Linked DNA regions of Homo sapiens: region 1 is linked to region 2. A link is an interaction called in ENCODE POLR2A ChIA-PET data of the cell type or tissue named here. Cell type or tissue: MCF 10A. All regions are shown on one strand. Links, peaks and the distances in the headings refer to the core of each region. The heading gives the core; the rest is flanking DNA.

The links. Peaks named below come from ENCODE experiments on the same cell type or tissue, not always from the same donor. Only the 100,000 strongest peaks of a DNase experiment are listed, where the experiment ranks them.
Region 1: POLR2A ChIA-PET joins it to region 2 with 5 read pairs; 2 of 35 experiments call an interaction of 5 or more read pairs at or near these places.

The regions. Positions count from the first base shown.
Region 1 is chr15:60,342,792-60,352,473 of GRCh38, reverse strand. ANXA2 (annexin A2) reads left to right here. Exons shown (of 13, transcript NM_004039.3): 9 at 1-91; 10 at 655-750; 11 at 1,223-1,281; 12 at 3,277-3,399; 13 at 4,785-5,323. The coding sequence ends at 4,844. Among named protein-coding and RNA genes, the nearest start is that of ANXA2, 50 kb to the left of the region's middle. In MCF 10A, for the core only: no CTCF peak of the experiment used is centred there; no DNase peak of the experiment used is centred there.
Region 2 is chr15:60,066,976-60,077,928 of GRCh38, reverse strand. No RefSeq gene overlaps it. Among named protein-coding and RNA genes, the nearest start is that of FOXB1, 68 kb to the right of the region's middle. In MCF 10A, for the core only: no CTCF peak of the experiment used is centred there; a DNase peak (open chromatin) is centred at 6,828.

The DNA of each region.
Region 1 (9,682 bases), core at 1-2,500, 280 kb before region 2:
CTCTATGACGCTGGAGTGAAGAGGAAAGGAACTGATGTTCCCAAGTGGATCAGCATCATGACCGAGCGGAGCGTGCCCCACCTCCAGAAAGGTGGGCACTGTGCTGAGGGAGTCTCAGTGCCTTGGGGCCCTGGCTGGGGCGGCTGGGTGGATGTCCATGTTGGGATGGAGTCTGCCAGAATGAGGTTCTGTCTCCGCTTGGCACTCTCATAGGCTCACCCATTTTCCCTCACCTTTCTCTCCCATTCTGGATTCTTTTCTCTTGCAAATAGTTTCTGCATTTGGTGCTTTATTCTGCAGCTCCTTCTTGTTTGATGATCATTTGGTCTTGCCATTATTTGTTGAAGTAGTGGACTTTGGTGCATGCTCTGTACTGTTTCCTATGGTTTTCGGATGGAATGGGTTCCACTCAGGGGAGATAGAGATGGTCCAAATATGTGGCCTGGGCAGTGCCATTCAGGACAGGTGGTATGGCTGTTCCACGACAAACTTGGCCAATGTTGGCTCTGGTCACCGTGGTAACCTCTAAGCTCCTAGGATGCTGTGATCATCCTCAATTTTTAAAAAAATTATGGTGCATAAAACTAGGTGGGTGATCGTTGACAGCTTTGACTAGTGGCTCGGATCTGATAACTCTTTGTTGTTTTTCCTCAGTATTTGATAGGTACAAGAGTTACAGCCCTTATGACATGTTGGAAAGCATCAGGAAAGAGGTTAAAGGAGACCTGGAAAATGCTTTCCTGAACCTGGGTAAGTGAATGTGGCCCCCATTCCTGGTAGACATCAGCTACCAGAGCAGAAGTGACAGATGGCCATCCTGTTAATCCAAATGTGTTTGGGAGGTGTGGCTTCTATGCATGCTTTGGATAGTTTTACAGTCTTAATTGTATAGATTTCAGAATATAAAACTGAAGAAAGGCCTAACTTGGTAACAGATTGTTGCCAGGGAGGAGTAAGAGAACAGGAGGAGAGAGGGGTGTGTTGTGGAAACTCACGTATGCACTTGGGTTCTGCAGGCCTCAGAGACCCCTGGTTTAAAACCGTGGTGGAACTTAGTATTGCAGAGGATTTCTAGATTTCCCTTAGCCTGTCCTATTTTGCAGCCCTTTTCCATTGCATTAGGTCACTTCTGGTTTGTGGCCCAGGGCCAGGGCATCCTCTCTCATTGGTAGAGGAGAGACCAGAGCAGCTGCAGCGCTGACTCCCTTTCTTCTCTCCACAGTTCAGTGCATTCAGAACAAGCCCCTGTATTTTGCTGATCGGCTGTATGACTCCATGAAGGTAAGGGCAGCTGGCTGAGAGAGCTGTGTTTCCACACTCAGCTTTTCTTCTTTTGGGTCCCAAATTGAGTCTCCTTGATTCATGGATGGAGGAAGGGGACCCCACTGTGTGGATGCAGGAACACACTAGTCAGCTGTGGTTGTATGTGACAGCTGAGAGAACCACAAATCTGTCTTCTTTCTCTCAGCTGCTTGAACATGTATTTGCGTACAGACAAAAAGTAAAGTGCCATGGGAGAGAGAAAATGCGACATGGTAGTCGTGTCTGATCCCTGCTTAGGTTTCTCCGTGATTTCTTCCTGTTACTGCCAGAGTCAAGACAAGCGAGGAAGGGAGCGATTATTAAGCACCCACTATACAGTGGACAAGTGCTACTATTTTACCTTAAATCATTGCATAACAACCTCTGAGGCTTATGATTATCTTCTTTATAAATGCAGAGATGGAGCTCAGAATACCTCAGCCTGCTTGAAGTTACACAGACAGATTTGAACCTGGGTCTATCAGACCCCAAAGACAGCCCCACAACCCTTCCCTAAACGAACCACCTCTTCCCGTAGACCCATCCCATTTTCTACACCTCAAGTGTGCCATGTGTTTTCTGGCTTCTAGGCTTTTGCATTTTCCTTCTGGAACATCTCCCTTGTCTGTGCTGCCTCTGCCATCTGTCTTTGAGTTCCATATCAAATAGCACCCCTTGGTGCCTTCGCTCTGATGCTCTGGAAGTAAACTCAGTGGTCTTTATTGCACATATCATTAGAAATGGCACAGAGCGATGATAGAAATGTGTTGGCATGTTCCCTCTAAGCCTGCAAGAGTCAGGAACCTCTTGTTACATATGGAGACTCAGACTGCTTGAACTGAGCCTTGCAGTAGTAGGTGCTCAGTATATATTTATTGAATGGTGGCATAGAGTGGGAGTCTGTGCTGACTACAGCCTGGTGTGTTTGGAATTCCCAGATGCTCTTCTTTCTTTTCTTTTCTTGTCTTGTCTTTTTTTTTCTTTCTTTTTTCCTCCCTCCCTCCCTGCCTTCCCCTGCCTCCCTGCCTTCCCCTCCCTCCCTGCCTTCCCCTCCCTCCCTGCCTTCCCCTCCCTCCCTGCCTTCCCCTCCCTCCCTGCCTTCCCCTGCCTCCCTGCCTTCCCCTCCCTCCCTGCCTTCCCCTGCCTCCCTGCCTTCCCCTCCCTCCCTGCCTTCCCCTGCCTCCCTGCCTTCCCCTCCCTCCCTGCCTTCCCCTGCCTCCCTGCCTTCCCCTGCCTCCCTGCCTTCCCCTGCCTCCCTGCCTTCCCCTGCCTCCCTGCCTTCTCCTGCCTCCTTGCCTTCCCCTGCCTCCCTGCCTTCACCTCCCTCCCTTTCCTTCCCCTCCCTCCCTTTCCTTCCTTTCCCTTTCCCTTTCTTCTCTCTTTCTCTCTCCTTCCTTCCTTCCCTTTTTCTTTCTTTCTCTCTTTCTTTCTCTCTCTCTCTCTGTCTTTCCCTCTCTCTCTCTGTCTTTCCTTTCTTATAGGTTTTTGGGAAACAAGTAGTGTTCGGTTACATGAATAAGTTCTTTCGTGGTGATTTTTGAGATTTTGGTGTACTTATCACCCAGGCAGTGTACACTGTGCCCTAATATCCCTTATCCAAAATGCTTGGGACCAGGAATGTTTTATATCTCAGATTTATTTTTGATTTTGTAATATTTGCATATATATGATGAAATATTTTAGGGATGGGACCCAAGTCTAAACTTGAGATTCATTTATGTTTTATATAGACCTTACACACATAGCCTAAAGGTAATTTTATACAACGCTTTTGATAATTTTGTGCATGAAACAGTTTGTGTTAAGTGCTGTATGTGGAATTTTTCATTGTGGCATCATGTCGGCACTGAAAAAGTTTTGGATTTTGGAGCATTTTAGATTTCAGATTTTCAGATCAGGGATGCTCAACCTGTAGACGCTTTCTTTAACGATAACATTCTCAGCGAATGTAACAAATATCAACTTGATTTTCAGGGCAAGGGGACGCGAGATAAGGTCCTGATCAGAATCATGGTCTCCCGCAGTGAAGTGGACATGTTGAAAATTAGGTCTGAATTCAAGAGAAAGTACGGCAAGTCCCTGTACTATTATATCCAGGTAAGCCCGAGGTGCAGTGTCAGCCTGCCCTGCCGTCCAGAGCACCCCGGGCCCTGGCAGGTGGCCTGGCAGAATGATGACAGAGTGGCGATTTTCTGTTTTCTGACTCTCTGGGGAAGAGATGCTAGTCATCAACTATCAGGGATTTATTTTGAAAGCACCATTTGTGATTTGTCCTGGACTTTGTACAATCAGGCAGATGTTTTATATTTTTCACATCTGTTACTCTACAATGATCATCGGTGTTCATGACGATGATCCTGCAAGGCTTGCTGACATCCCGAAGAGGCTTGGAAGATCAGTTACATTTTACTTTTTTTTTTTTTTTTGAGACGGAGTCTTGCTCTCTCGCCCAGGCTGGAGTGCAGTGGCCACAATCTCGGCTCACTGCAACCTCCGACTTCTGGGTTCACACCATTTTCCTGCCTCAGCCTCCCAAGTAGCTAGGACTACAGGCGCCCGCCACCACACCCGGCTAATTTTTTTGTATTTTTAGTAGAGACAGGGTTTCACCGTGTTAGCCAGGATGGTCTCGATCTCCTGACCTCGTGATCCGCCCGCCTCGGCCTCCCAAAGTGCTGGGATGACAGGCGTGAGCCACTGCGCCCGGCCACATTTTACTTTTATTATGCATTGGTTCCTTGAAAAATCCTCTGGGATAGGCCTAACAACTTTCAGTTATTCAGAACTCCCATCTCTCCAATCAGTTTAGCATCTGTCTGTTTTGATGTGATGTCGCATTTGCAGTAAGGAAGTGATGGCATTCACAGTGGTACCACTGTGTAGATTTCAGACAGCCCTTGCAATTCCCCTTTCTAGAAGTTCCTCAGATGTCCAAAGGCATGCCCATGGTTAGCAAGGATAAAGTTAGAGCTGGATTTTTTGTAGCCAGGTTTATTAGGGCACATGTTTAAAGTCAAAGGACCAGTTAGACTCTTAGTAATTGTTCCTCACCTCACCAGCTTATTTCCACTTGACCTTAATAATGCAGGAAATAGGAGAGTGAGCTAGGAAAGTACCCTGTTTTCTGTGGAAAGACGAGGACGAGAGAGGAAAGTTAGGGTGTTTGTAGGACCTTGCTGCAGTAAGAACAGCCCTGGTCACTAACCTATGTCAATCCTCAGCACCTTGCACTCCCTCCACCCCACAGTCCTAAGGAGCCTTGAGTGTCTTCCCCAGCACCTCCTCCGACCACACTCCTGGAGGCTTCCCTGGCAATGGTTTGGGTGTGGCCTTCCAGGCCTTTGTATCAGGGCAGGTCTCCTGCAGAGTCTTCTCTTTGTCATGGGAGAAGCTTCATTGTGCGTTGAGGCTACTTCTGTGTTATTGAGGAGTCTGGGCTTTTTTCTGATACCACGTTTCTTTTCTTTCCTGGGCCATTGTAGCAAGACACTAAGGGCGACTACCAGAAAGCGCTGCTGTACCTGTGTGGTGGAGATGACTGAAGCCCGACACGGCCTGAGCGTCCAGAAATGGTGCTCACCATGCTTCCAGCTAACAGGTCTAGAAAACCAGCTTGCGAATAACAGTCCCCGTGGCCATCCCTGTGAGGGTGACGTTAGCATTACCCCCAACCTCATTTTAGTTGCCTAAGCATTGCCTGGCCTTCCTGTCTAGTCTCTCCTGTAAGCCAAAGAAATGAACATTCCAAGGAGTTGGAAGTGAAGTCTATGATGTGAAACACTTTGCCTCCTGTGTACTGTGTCATAAACAGATGAATAAACTGAATTTGTACTTTAGAAACACGTACTTTGTGGCCCTGCTTTCAACTGAATTGTTTGAAAATTAAACGTGCTTGGGGTTCAGCTGGTGAGGCTGTCCCTGTAGGAAGAAAGCTCTGGGACTGAGCTGTACAGTATGGTTGCCCCTATCCAAGTGTCGCTATTTAAGTTAAATTTAAATGAAATAAAATAAAATAAAATCAGTTCCTGAGTCACACAATCCACATTTCGAATGCTCAGCTTTCACATGTGGTCAGCAGCTAGTATATCTGGACAGCGCAGGCAGGGAACATTTCGATAGAAAGTTCTGTTGGGCAGCAGTACATGCCCAGGGCATGAGAGGACCTATGGGGGAGAAAAAGGGTCCCAGAGGGACCCCTTATCTGCTTATCTTTCTACAGGTTAATTAGGTGAAAATAAGCATCAGGGGCAGCCACAAACTGGAGAGAGCAGTGGGGCAGGGTGGGGCAGGCTACAGCATTCTGGCAAAGGAGATCCAACACAAGCCGATGGGAAGCACGGAGAAGGGATTTCTTTTGACTGGGAGGATTGAGAAAGATGATAGAGAAAAGGAACAATTTGAGCTGCACACTAAAATCTAAGGTGAGGTTTTACAGCTGGGAGAAAGCACTCCATGCAGGTTCTTAAGGGTCTGGGAATGAATGACAGGTCGCTGATACAATGGTACACATGTCAAAAAGTTCAGAGACTTCTTTCTGTACAGGGAAAGTTATGTCTCTCCCTTACTAGCCAGTGGCCTTCCCTGGAGTCGCCTGGTTTCCAGTACATTTTCATGGATAGACTGCATACGCATGTATATATATGTATCTATCTGTGTTCATAAATGTGAAGGTGCTGTCCCCAGGCTGCTGGTACTGGGTTCTGCAGATTCCTTTTTATACAAGTGCTCCCCATAAGCAGGGTAGAGGGCTGGGAGTGAGGGGAAGTTGACTACTCCTCCTAACCCTTCTCCTTAGTGGAGGGTGTGTCAACTACTCATTTTTGGCACCTGGCTGATGCAGGGCCCACTCAGTCATCTGCAGGGACTAGGTAGGTAATGGAAATGAATGTATGAAATGGGCAGGTTGGACAGAAGTGGGGAATCTGGGGAAAATGGGGAATGCCTGCCTTGCTTGAGGCATTCAAATTCAATTCAAACAACAGTCGTAACAACATGGCATTGACCAAACCAAATACATCCGTGAGCTGATTGGCTGCTATTTTGGCCCTTTGGCAAACTTTAGATGGAAATTTGGATCGAGCATGGCTCTTGGGTCACTAGTGGCCCATAACGTATGTGAAAGGCCCCTGAGATAGTCCTTAAAAAGCAGGTTATGCAAAAATCAGGTATTTTATCAAATGTGTCCTGCCTATACATATTAAAATGGATGCCCCAAATCACAGAATATACTGTTCTGTGTGCTTGGGCAGAGTTCAAGGAACTGCCTAAGAAGCAGGACCTTTCTCATTAACCCCAAATTATACTGAACTCAGAATTGATAGGGCTGGGCAGAGACTGTCAGGAGCAGTGTTTCAGATCAGTGAACATTTAGGCATTGTTACCTCTCAATCATACGTGTGTTTCAGGCTGCAAAGGGAGCAGTGGTGTGGAGCAGACAAGGCCATGGGGTGAATATGGGGAAACTTACGCTCCCACTGTGCCCAGGACAGTCTGGCCACTGGTGTGGCCAACAGGTATGTGGGAAAGTTGAAAGGGCAGGCCAACATAGGAAAGGCGCTTGGAGAACTGTTTCAAACACTGTCTACTGTTTTTCCTCTATACAAAGCAATGGCAGTCCAGTGTTTTCCAAAACTCACAGCCAGGGCACTTGAATTTTGGTCCCATTTTCTTCTGGATTTCAGCCTGTCCTCTTCAGTCAAGCTGTCCAAACTGTTTCATGAATAAAGAGAACCATCTGGAGGTTTGACTTATTCTCCCCAGAAATTTTACTTTGCAAAGAGAAGGAAAAGGGTACCTGGCAGGCTGTGAGTTGGTAACAAGAACTTTGATTTTATTCTTTGAGGAATAAAAGGTAATTGATGCAATGTAGCTATGAAAACTTATTGTACTGTAACACTGTGATCAAGAACATGATTTTTTTCTCCCTGCCTTGGTGGGGCTGGGCAGAGCCATCATGTTGCACAACCCCAGAGAACACTCATCCTGTTGTAGTCTATGTGAATGATACCTCCCTTGGTGTTGTGCAGTGCACAACCTGTGCAGCCATACATGACAGCCCTGTATTGTGACCTAGGTGTGTGTGAGATGGTCTTTTCCGCCTTTTGCTACAGAGTTGCCCTTCCAGTTAAAAAAGTTAGAAGGCAAATCTTATTGAGAAACAAATGGGTGAACCCCGAAAGGTCTTGACTTCTCCATGGACTTGATCTTCAGACCAGTTTTACTGGGCTATGCACAAATGGCTGTATATATGAATCTTCCCCAGTATGTGAAGTTCCCATGGTATAAACTATTAGTAAATATAGCTACAGCAGGGAAAACCAGGCTCACAAAATGGCTACATTTAGCAAGACAAATGATTTGAGGACAGAAATCTTTTAAATCAATTTTTAGTTTTTAAATGACTCCCGTCTCCAGTCCTCTCCCTGTGTTTTGACAAACGGCTTTGGCTTCTTATCCACATCGGTTTATTTGACCTCCTTTTTCCATCAACTACCAAAATGAAAACTCTGCTGCAAGAGCGAGGAGAGAGAGTGCGAGCAATTTTAAACATCCCTTAGCAGTGAGGCAGAACATGCTACAGCCATCAAGTTCTAGTTGTTCATTCTATTTATTGAGAAAAGCTTGTAGCCCGATTTCTTTTACGCGAGTACATTTGAGCAAGCAAAGTTTATAGAGATGACTTACCTCATTACATTAGAAGAGTGATTTGCTATCTCAGCATCTATAAGCAATTTTAACAGACATTTCTGGATGAAGAAAAGCTTTTGTAAATATATGCGAAAGACACAATTTCATCAAGCATTAAATTGGAGGTGCCCTGGAAAAATATTACATTTGTGCACTCAATTAGCTTGATTGTGGCTGAATTTTGTCCACTGAAGGCAGCATTTCTGCAGAAAAACAGAAGCATTCCCTATGTCAGCAGGTTTCCTGAAACAAAAACACTTTCCCCTGAAACAAAAACACTTTGCCAGTCCTCTTTTGCATTTGTGCTGTTCCCAGCTCTGTGTCCCTAATCAGGCCTCTCGGTCTTGTTCCTCGCAGTAGAATGTTAGAGGAGAGGGAACCAGATAGAAATCCCTGACAGAAATCCAAACTCAACAATTCCAGCTTTAAATAGCCTGCATTCGGTGCAAAAGCTAGGCAAGCTCTGGGCAAAATTGGGAGGGAGTCAAAGGTAGACTTAAGTCTTCCTGGTCTCCTTACAGGGTCTGTAGGACAGCTGTGCCTCCTGCTGCTCCCAGGACTCTGGTGGCCTCCTTACTGCTCTGGGAAGGGCATCTCCCAGCTACTCCTTGGTATGGCTGTTAGCCCATGTCCTTTTCCCTGGGATGAGTCTGCAGGACCCACCCTATCTTCTATCTTGGAATGGAAGTTTTGTCCTCCTAGTACAGGCATGAGAAGAGTTAGGAAATGAATGGTTGGGGTACAAGAGGACTTTCTTGTGCCCCTAAAATCAGTGAAGGAAATGAGCTAAATATTTAGGGATGATCGTGGCCCTCCTCCAACACACCCCTGACCCCCTTGCTGACCTGTAGTTGAACCACCAGGTCTCTACTAATAAGAAACAAACCAGAAAAAACATGTAATGCCACTGGAACCTGGCTGTGAGGGTGGCTGATGTTTTTAAACAGTTGGTGAGGACAAATTGGAACTTTCTCAGCTGTAATCCATTACAGCCTGATACAGCTTGGCTCTGTGTCCTCAGCCAGATCTCATCTCCAATTGTAATCGCCACGTGTGGAGGGAAGGAGGTGATTGGATCACAGGGGTGGGTTTCCCCCATGCTCTTCCTGTGACTGAGTTCTCATGAGATCTGATGGTTTTACAACTGTCTGGCATTTCCCCTGCTTGCACGTCTCTCTCCTACTGCCATGTGAAGAGGGTCCATGCTTCCCCTTCACCTTCTGCCGTGATTGTAGCTTCCTGAGGCCTACCCAGCCATGTAGAACAGTGAGTCAATTAAATCTCTTTTCTTTATAAATTACCCAGTCTCGGGTAGTATCTTTATAGCAATGTGAGAATGAACTAATGTATAGCCCAAGGCAATTATGCTTTCAAGTAAATGTCTAAAGATTAATTAATCCAAGAAATAACAAGGAGTTTGGATTAGGAACAGAGAAATGTTTGAAACAAGCCTTTGTTACTCCGAGATCGCCAGATTTCAAATTTTACCATGGAGTCTTGGGTTTTGGAGAACCATCTTGGTCTCAATGAATTGCCTTTGTCTGAATAGACATGAGCTGATATATGACTATGAAGATTTGTTAAAGTCTATAGTTCTGCAGGTAATATTGGTCCTCAGTCATCCATGTATTCATTCATTGACTTCATTTATTCAATAGACACACCTCCTATGTGCTGGTCCCTGAACAAAGCA
Region 2 (10,953 bases), core at 5,483-7,982:
TAGACAAAATGCTCTTGGGCTCTTACTGGTTTAATGAACAGAACAAACTCTTGGGGACAAAAAAGGACAAACCTGCCCACTGAAAATTATGTGACTCAGGCTCTTTTAAGGCTCGTGTTTGGCCAGGGGAACAGCGCTTCCTGGATTGACTACACTGAGCGTGTTCCTCATCACCTCCTGCCTACACGACTCTCAGAGCCTTTGTGACCAAGTGTTTATTGTCAGCAGCAACCCAGGGATGCAGGATCAGCTAGTGCCTTGTTAGAAAAACATTTTACAGGTTTGGTAAGATGACTCTGGGAAGTGGCTTTGAGGAGGAATATATCTGATGTTAACGCTTTCTGGACTTTAGAGATATGGGGTTTTTTCAAAAGGATTTTTGCCTTCAAATATAGAAAACAGACTCTTTGTGGTGAGTATGCTTTTCCTAACACAAAGACTGAATTTGTAAACATCTGTTTATGAAAAAGTTGCATTTCTCAACATCGTGGCCTGATCTTCTAAACCAATACATAAATGGATCTTCAGTGCACATGGAAATCTTTTGCATTTGAATATAAAAATCTATTGAGGGATACAGAAGGGAGAGAAAGAATTGGGTAAATAAATACAAAAACTCTTAAGAGCTTCTGGGCTGGTTTCAAGAATGCCCCACAAAACAGGTTTTCATGGTTGTATGGGGTGATGTGATCCTATTCAAGTTTCTTCCCTTTCTTTAGAATTTCTGAAGAAGCTGTTGAAAATGGCTTCAGGGGCTGTTCCTAAAATAGATTTTAGAGATGAAAAAATGAGAGAATGCACATACAATCTGAGACAAATGAGCAGCTCTGATACTGAAGCAGAGATTGTAAGATGACTGCTGTGCCTTGCAAGAAATGAATATTCAGGATGCCCCTGCTGGGTGCCTTTTCCTATTTGAACCAAATACTGTTTGGGCCACGATTCACTTGTTACCAAATTAAACACTCTTTGCACACAGCAGAGCAACTTTACGAAGTCGGATTTTGAAGTGCAAACATCTTTTCTGCTGTGGCCACGGAACCTGTCACAATCTTCATCGGGAACTGAATTAAGTTTAAAATATCATCAGAGGGTGTTGATCTCTCCTGGGCCTGGAGCAGTCCTCTGTACATCCGGCATTTTTCTGTTGACACTGCGTATCACTTAGCAACGGGCCTGAAAGGCCCTATATGCATTGATTGCACGCCATTGTCTTTAAGGGGTGGAAGTGTTAACTGAATAAACCCCCCGGGTGACCAGACGGTCATTCCTCTCATGTTGATCATCTGTTTACATCAAAATATTGTTTATTCCATTCTCTGATCTCCTAATTTTTACATCTCTGACTGAAGGAATAAAGTAAATTTCCTACATGGTGGAGAACCCCAATTTACTTTCCTGACATGGTGTGATGAGAACAGTTTTGTCCCTAGTTCTCCTGATAAAGCATTAAATGCATTTGACAGTTAACTGCGGGTGATAATGCCAACTTTCTTCTATGGTTTTCAGAGGATGGAGAAGTTACAAGCCTGCAATGTCCCCATAGAGAGAAAATATTCCCTTCGGTCTGTGAATTGTTTTTGAAATAAACGGCAGAATGTGTTATATGATTGTGAAGAGGTTAAGGCTTTAAAGTGGCTGGCAGGCTCTGACATCAACTGAATGAAAAGGAAATATGGCCTAACCAAGGGGTGTTTTCAGAATGAATGAAATTTCAAAGTGGAAATTCTTGCCTGAGAGGCAGCAGTAGAGCTCATTTCTGCATCAATAGCCATGGCTGAAGCAATAGACCAGACTGGTGGGTCAGACAGGCATTTTACCTCACACCTCTCCCTTTTATAATGATCTGTTTCAGAGGGCTTCCACGGACGCCGTTTTTCACAAACACCTCAGACAATGAGAATGTTTCAGCTCAGGGATTGTACATGTAGGCAAAAACCAGATCAGTGGGGTTACATGCCCACCTTCATCAACCATGTACTGGAGACAAAATAGAAATTCTGGGCTTGCTGCCCTACAATGTCTAGTTTTGAGAAATCTGTTTTGCTCCTTTGTGAGTTTATAGCCTACTACACCCAGCTTTAAAGAGAAGAACTACTTATTAATGTCTTGAGAAATATGCCCTATTCAACAAGATAAGCAATTCCAAAATCAACCTACTGATGATCTTGCTATGGTGTTGCTTTTGTCTGGTATAAGGGAACTGGAATAAAAAATGATAGCGCCAAAAGATTTACTGGTGAATTTTAAAGTTTTCTCTCTCCACAGTCCTCTTCATCAAATAGGAATGCTGTTTAAGAGAACCATATTCTACGAATGCTTCCTCTTTGACAAAACCCTTGGGCCTTTACTCTGTGCTTTCATAAGAGGAAAATTGCAATTACAAAGTTTTGAACATAGTTACCTATGAGTGGGGATATGAGAACAATAGCAGGAGAAAATGGAGATCATCATTCTACGCAGTGAGTCCAAAGGGGTATTCATGTTTAACCATGAGGAGATGCGAGGGTATCTTCATTTTCAGAAGTAAAACTGTTTTAAACTAGTCAACAGTTTTTTAAGCGACACTCATCTCTTGCTGTGTCCCTTCCCCCAAAAAGCTCTCCATAGCCTCTCTGCACATGAATCCTGTGGTGTTGTCTTGGCCTGGCTTAACTGCTAAGTGAATGCTCCTTCTATAAACAGTTCACTGCTACAAGTTGGATTTTTCACAGCATTAACTTTAACTACATGGGTGTTTGTAATGGAATAAAACTTCAAACTGATGTTTTGCCATATTGCTGGTTAAAGAAGTGGGCCTCAAATGGAGATAGATGTGCGCTTCATTTCATGGGAAAACCGTCATCTCGTAGGTCAAGTTTAAGTTGTAGGCAGGCGTAGCTTCACCAAGAAAGTCTTAAAGAAAAAATACACACCGACCAAACCCCTACTTTTTACATGAAGTCCCTCAGCAAATTTTAACGGCATATTAATTTAAAATTTATTTTCAACAGGCACCAGCTTAAGTCAGCTGAGTAGAAAATAACAGGTTTCAACACAAACATCTGTACAGACCTCACTCTGGAGAAATTACTTTGCGTGGAACCCAGGAAATTAGTTGGAAGAATTTGTTCACTGTCTCTTTCAAGGTATCGGCCACTTCCTTTACTGAAATGCATTTAAGGACAAAGTTACTAGCTTCTGCTTAGGAATCAAAGGCTATCTTTATAAGAAGCAGATTATTTAATTGCGGTTTGTTTATCCCACAAATGACACAGTCATCTACTTTGAACTCATTTGAGTGGGTGGTGGTTGTTTGTAAAAATCATCATTGCCATTACCCGACTGCTAGATTTCAACAAGATGGTTAGGTGCAAACATCTCTTGAATTGCAATGTGTTCTGGCCTAAAGTACCCATGCCTCCACATAAAACATCTTCCTTTGTCTCAAAATTTTATCCCATCTAGGTCTAACAATGTTGATCTTAAAATAATAAAAGAGAGAAGGCTGGAAGACTGGGCCCCTTTTTATAGTTAAATGTTATCTGCTTAGACTAATATTGCAGTTGCCACCCACTGACATAATTTGTTTCACAGTCACAGCTTGGCAGCATGAATCAAATGTTGACATTCTAATTTCATGCACACATGGGCGTTTGGCTGAGCAGGCCCGCAGCCTCCAGACCATTCTCTCTGTACCTGTGTAAATCAGGCAGACAAGGCTTGCTCTCAACAGCCTGCCAGCAAAGTTGCTCACTTCTGTTAAGAGAACTTCCTGGCTTCTTCCCCTTCACGTGTTTGTGTGTTTATGCCCCTGACCTTGCAGAGTGTAACACAAATACTGTTTTATTCTTTCTGGAAAGGTGATTTCTTTTTTATGTTTTCTCCCTTTTAATTGCAGTTTTAACAGCTTTACTTAAGAACTCAACTAGCAGATGATTTCTTTCCATTGCTTTCTAAATCAATCACAAATGTCTCTTTGAGAAAAGACCAATGAAAATTAAGTAGTAGTAAGAAGAGACACACCAGTGATTGCAAAGTGGAGAGGCTGGCTTCCCTCTGTTATGGACTGGATTCTGTACCCCCAAATTCATAGGTAAACCCTAACTCTCAATGTGATGGTATTTGGAGATAGGGCCTTGAAGGAGATAATTGAGGTGAAAGGAAATCATAAAGGTGGAGCCCTGAGCCAATATGACTAGTGTGCTCATGAGAAGAGGAAGAGACACCAGGGATGCGCACACCCAGAGAAAAGGCCATGGGAGGACACAGCAAAAAGGTGGCCATCTGCAAGCCAAGGAGAGAGGCCTCAGGAGAAATCAAACCTGCCGACCCCTTGATCTTGGACTTCCAGCCACCAGAACTGTGAGAAAATAAATGTCTGTAGTTTAAAACCACACGATCTGTGCTATTTTGTTATGACAGCCCTAGCAGACTAATATAGCCTCCAAGTTAAGAGCCAAACTTCCTGTGAGTGCCCTGTCATTGACCAAGTGGCTTCTAGAACCACTTCAGCCCATGACTCCTCCACCAGACATTGTCAGTGCGAAGAGAGTTTTAGGGCCACAGCCATGAAGAGCTTGAATGAAACCAGCAGAGCGTTGCAGGGCAGCCTCTGTTTGACCTTCCACTCGGGAAGGATTAATGGCCAGCCCTTTGTGTTAGGAGAGGATGCTCTGGCCACATGCAGCCAGACATGGGGGAGTGTTGTTTCCCAGTTCCAGTGATAGGTTGGCCTACGCTGGTCTCATGCTCACACTTGGTTCTCCTAGGTCACAAGTTAGCAGGAAGTAAGCAGGGGGTCAGGGTAGGGCTATTATTGTTGGCTGAAGCATAGACTAGAGCAATTGATCTGTACAGTATTGGACCCACATCTAACTCTGGGGCCCCAGTTGTCTTGGCTTTTTCCAGCTTTGATTTCACTGCCTCTCTGAGAGTCAGTTTTTCCTACTAATGGAATGTTTTCAAAGTGAGCTCAAGCCCATGCTCAGTGGGAAATTCTTCCCTGAAATCATTTGTCACAGAATCATTTGGCCATCTAAGACGTTTATTATCCTACTTACTGGCAGTAAGTTTCATAGAAGAGCACAAGATACTCTGTAGATTTTTGTTCCCCTTAAAAAGCTGATATTCTAGAATCTGTCCAACATGCAAATATTGAAAAAATATAATACTTTCTACCAAAGAGCAAATCATGTAATCTGGAAAATAGGGTCTGGAACCCAGCATGAGTGCTGTCTTTGGGATACATCTTTTTACCTTCCTTGGGCTTTGTCATCTTCACTTGTAGAGCAAGAGTTAATCTCTATGGTCCCTTCCAGTTCAATGATCTGATAATTCTTTTATTTTAAAAAATGAAGTAAGTCACCAAAGCCCCTGAGAGCGCGGGCATGAAAATCAGTGATTCAAATTCAGGTCAACTCAACGAAAATGTATTGCATACCTGCTATGTGCCAGACATGATGCTAAGTGCTGATGTGCAGGAATGAATAAGATGTAATCCTCAACCTCTAAATTTTAATAAAAAGGGAAAATGGAGATCAAACATTAGGAGAGGAAGAAAGTTTGTGACAACAGAGTTATGGTGCAGTGCTCCATATGTCTGTTTAAGGGCCAATGTTATTTACTAAACTGAACTCAGATTATGGAACAATACTGAGCAATTGTTACCCTGGCCCGGGGAATAAAATGTAGTGGCTGCTAACTAGCTGTGTGATCTTGGAGGGGCACAAAACCTTTCTGGGTTAAGGTTGTCTTATTTTCTAAATATGGGGATTGGACTGATGGTTTCTGAGATCTCTTCTATTTCTAACATTCTATAATTATGAGAATATGAACTAGCTATGCATGTAATACTCCCAAGAACTGCAAAAGGCAGAGGAAATGGACTGAATTGCTTGGAAAGCTGTTTTCCCTTATGTTTCTGACCTAACAAGGTATGATACTGTCTTCATGTTACCAAAACATTTGTAAGTCAATATAAAATATCTAAAAGATGCTGGGGTTGGCAGCTCACATCTGTTACCCTAGCACTTTGGGAGGCAGAGGTGGGTGGATTGCTTGAGCCCAGGAGTTTGTGACCAGCCTGGACAATGTGGCAAAACCCTACCTCTACAAAAAATACAAAAGTTAGCCAGGGATGGTGGCAAATGCCTGTAGTCCCAGCTACTCAGGAAGCTGAGGTATGAGGATCACCTGAATCCAAAAGGTTCAGGCTGCAGTGAGCCATAGCAGCTGAATTGCGCCACTGCACTCCAGCCTGGGTGACAGAGTGAGACCGTGTACTAAAAAAAAAAAACAAAAACAAAAACAAAAAAAAACACATAAACACATACACACACATATATATATAAATATATATATATATGAAAGACCAACCTATATGAGTGGCAGTCACCAAAGTTCTCTGAAGAAATTTGTCATGGATCAATTTTCCCTATGCTGTCATCCCAAACTTTGTGTTTTCTTGGCTCTACCGTTTTCTGGATTTCTATTTGGCGTGATACTCCCACAGCCATCTTCTGCAACTATGCCTGCAAGCTCCTTTGACAATATACGAGAACTTGTCAGGTTGATCCCAACTGCCTCAAGCTGCTTCAAGGCCCCCGGCAACAAACCTTCGGTTCTCCCTTTCTGATTCAAAATTGTTGCCCTGAAGTAAGAATCTGACCTCAGCAGACCAGAGCTTCCCCCTCCCACTCACCCACCATCACTCAAACACTTTTCCAGCTGCAGTGCCCTCTGTCCTTCCCACCCTTCCCAAGAGGTCCAGGTTCAAGACTCCACTTGTTCCATACTTAGCCCCACAAGAGTTTGTTTCTTTCTTTTATTTAGCTCAACATTCCTTTGTGTAGTTTGGCCGCCTTACATGTGCTTGTACATTTCCTTTAAGTGCTTCTCTGACTCATCTATAAATCATCAGGAATTTTTTCATCAGCTAGCATGGAAAGTCTTCCAACGTAAACACCATGCCTTCCACATTTTGTGTGCCTCCCATGATGTGTGGCACGACACTAAGCACACAGTGATGCTCAATAAATGTTTATGAAGTCTAATTGAGAAAATCAGAAAGCTGTTTTTTGATTTATTTGTAGTGTAGCTGAACTTCTTTCTGGTTTTTTTTTTTTTTTTTTTTTTTTGAGACCAAGTCTCACTCTGTCGCCCAGGCTGGAGTGCAGTGGCTCAGTCTCTGCTCACTGCAACCTCCAGCTCCCAGGTTCAAGTGATTCTCGTGCCTCAGCCTCCTGAGTAGCTGGGATTACAGGCGCCCACCAACACGCCCAGCTAATTTTTGTATATTTAGTAGAGACGGGGTTTCGCCATATTGGCCAGGCTGGTCTCAAGCTCCTGACCTCAAGTGCTCTGCCCGCCTTGGCCTCCCAAACTGCTGGGATTATAGGCGTGAGCCACCACACCTGGCCTCTGTAGCTGAATTTCAACAGTGTTTTCTCGCTGCTGTAGCTGTAGAAGCAGCATGACCAGCAAGAACCTGGGATTTGGAGTCACATCGATCCATGTCCAAGCCGTAGTTCTGCCAGTTTACTCTATCATGAAACATTTATGGAGCAATTGCTGTGTGAAGATGTGGAGCTGGCTGATAGACAAATAAATAAGATTATTGCTCTTGCCTTTAAGAAGTTTGGGGTCTAGGAAATATATTACTTAATTTCTCTCAAACTCAATTTCTTCAACTGAAAATGAGAATAACTATTTCATTGGATTGTTGTAGGTACTTCAATAATTATTTGTTTTTCCCCTTTTCCGCTCTTCTTATTTCTTAGGTTAATAAGTTGAATTCTTTTTTTTTTTTTTTTGAGACCGAATCTCGCTCTGTCACCCAGGCTAGAGTGCAGTGGCACAATCTCAGCTCACTGCAAGCTCCACCTCCCAGGTTCATGCCATTCTCTTGCCTCAGCCTCCCGAGTAGCTGGGACTACAGGAACCCACCACCACGCCTGGCTAATTTTTTGTATTTTTTATTAGAAACGGTGTTTCACCATGTTAGCCAAGATAGTCTCAATCTCCTGACGTCGTGATCCACCCGCCTCGGCCTCCCAAAGTGCTGGGATTACAGGCGTGAGCCACTGCGCCCGGCCAATAAGTTGAATTCTTAACAGTTCTATATTTTTATGCTTTAAATGACTCTGTAGTGAGTTCATTTTGATGTACAATTAGCCATGAATTTGAATCCACTTGTATTATTTTTAACTTTAGATCACACATGGCCACATAAAAAATAAACCCAAGCACTTGTTCTGAGACTGATAATCTTTGATAATCTCACTTGTCAAAGATCAGATTATTTTGGTACATTATCTTTTATCTTTTTATATGACAGCTGGGGACCCAGCCTCAAGAAGATAACCTTTAAGATTTATAGAAATAAAAAGTCTGCCTCAAATATGAATGATTCCTCCTTGATTTGGTCTGATTTAAGTTCAGACTCAGATTGGTGAGTACAGAAATACAGGAAGACAGGTCGTACCTAGGGATCAGGTATAGCCCAATAAATAGTGTGATCATTGAGGCCTCCATTACAATCAGAAAAATCAATCCTGTCTCTGGGTTATTTGACCCTAACACATATTTCTCCCTTGTGAGAGAAATGTTGGGATTGTATTAGAAAAGAGCCTGGCTCTATCTGCCGTGCAAGCACTGGTTCCCCTTTATCCCAGGGAAGTAGCCACAGAACCAAATGCTCTGCTACTGAGCTTTCTGCTTATGTTGCCTAAGTGCCACGCTCAAATTCCTCCAAGGTGCTGGTTTGGTGGGCAGAAGTTGCACTTGTCCAATTAGTAAGCCGATATGTAGAATTTGATCTTCAGGATTTGCTGAGGATGATGTTTGAACTTTGATCCATGGTGCAATAAAAAGTCCTTAACTTGGACAAACTTGGAAAAAGAGCTGATTTAGTGACAAGTCTGAATGGTAGCGTGCTTTTTTTTTGTTTGTTTTAATTTCTTTCTTTTTTTTTTTTTTTTTTTTTGAGACAGTGTCTCACTATGTTGCCCAGGCTAGTCTTGAGCTCCCAGCCTCAAGCAATCCTCTTACCTCGGCCTCCCAGAGTGCTGGATTATAGGAGTGAGCCACTGTGCCTAGTCTGTAGCATATTAAAAAGTGATGTAGTGATTTGGTTTCCTCGCCATGTGTAAGATGAAGGGATTCAAAGGATTCTTCTAGTATTAATCTTCAATGATCCTGATAATGGAACGTACATGAGTAAACATGGCTCCAAAGTACCTAAAGAACTGGCAGAAATTGATGAACATCTGAGAGGCTGTTTCCTTCATATTTCCGTGACATTAGTATAGTGTTAGCCATAATGCCGCTAAGACATTTGTAGAAATATCAAAATTCCGGTCCTTATTAATTACTCTGATTCTCTGCTAGGTCCCTTACCCTGTCATGCTGCCAGTCTCTCTCTTTCAAAGGAAGATCTCAATGCCACCCTTCCTCTGCCATGTGATAAAGGCTGAATAAATATGAGTTAAATTATGAGTGAGGATTAAGTACGATAATGCATTTAGAATATTTTATGGTCTGAAAATGCTGTATAATTTTTTTTCATTATTAGCGAACTTTTTCTCTTCCTTTAGAAGAGTCATCCTTTAGCTCAGTCATCATTTCCCCAGGGAAGCGTTCCTTGATTGTCTACCCTATGACAAAGCCCCCTATTTTGTACTCTGATGGTACCATACATCCATTATTTGCAGCATGTATTAGCATTGTGCTTTTCCTCTTTCATTTGGGAGGTTATTTGATTATTCTTCTTTTCCCATCTTTGCTCTAAGCTCCCCAGATTAAGTCCCCATCTAATTCTGCTCACGTCTGTTCTCTGATGGGTAGCACAAGACCTGCCACTCTGTAGGTATATGACACATATAATATTTACTGAAGGAAGTAGAGAAAAGAAGCAAAAAGAGAAATAAAAATATAAATGTTTTCAGTAACTTGAACTAGAGTGGCTGTGATAGGCAATTTTATGTGTCAAGTCGACTGGATCACAGGATGCCCAGGCATCTCATTAAGCATTTTCTCTGGGTATGTCTGTGAGGGGGTTTCCAGAAGAGATTAGCATTTGGATTGGTGGACTGAGTAAAGCAGATGGCCCTCCCCAGTGTGGGTGGGCCTCATCCGATCTGTTGAAGCTCTGGATAGAACAAAACAATGTAGGAAGGGAAGATTTGCTCTTTCTCTGTCAAACTCTTGAGCTGGCATGTCACTCTTCTCCTGCACACAGAGCTCCTGGTTTTCATGCCTTCCATCTTGGACTGGAATCTACATCATTGGCCTACCAGCTCTCAGGCCTTACAGCTATACTACCAGTTTTTCTGGGTCTTCAGCTTACAGTGGACATATTGTGAGACTTAGCCTCCTTAAATGTGTGAGCCAATATCTTATAATAAATTTATCTATCTATCTATCTATCTATCTATCTGTCTATCTATGTATCTATCTACCTACCTACCTACCTACCTACCTACTTTATCTACCTATTTCTCTATCTATCGTGTTTCTCTGAAGAATCCTGACCACTAAAGTGACACAACACTGTCAAGCAAAATTACTTTAGGTGGCTTGCCTGGATGAATCAATGAAAAGGACTTGTGACTAGCTGGGAGCTTCTATATACGTAAATAAAATTCTAAAGGGTTTACAAAGTTGTTATTTATTGTTTAGGTTGGATTTTGAGTCCTAGATACTTCCAAAATTATCTGAGACTTTTACAAGTCTCATGCAAATAAGAACAATATCAAAACAGAGATTATCTAAGGGAAGCACATCCAGTGGCTGCCCTCCTACCCCTCCCCTGTCTCTCCTCTGCCCCACACCTGGGACAATGGTGTTCTGACAGTTGGGTACTGATTTGGGCTTCATGTTTCCTGGCAGCTCAGGCAAAAGAGGAAACCTTTCTTCACACGGGTGGTTTTCTTTTCCTGACATAGAAACTATTCAAATTCATAACAGACATAT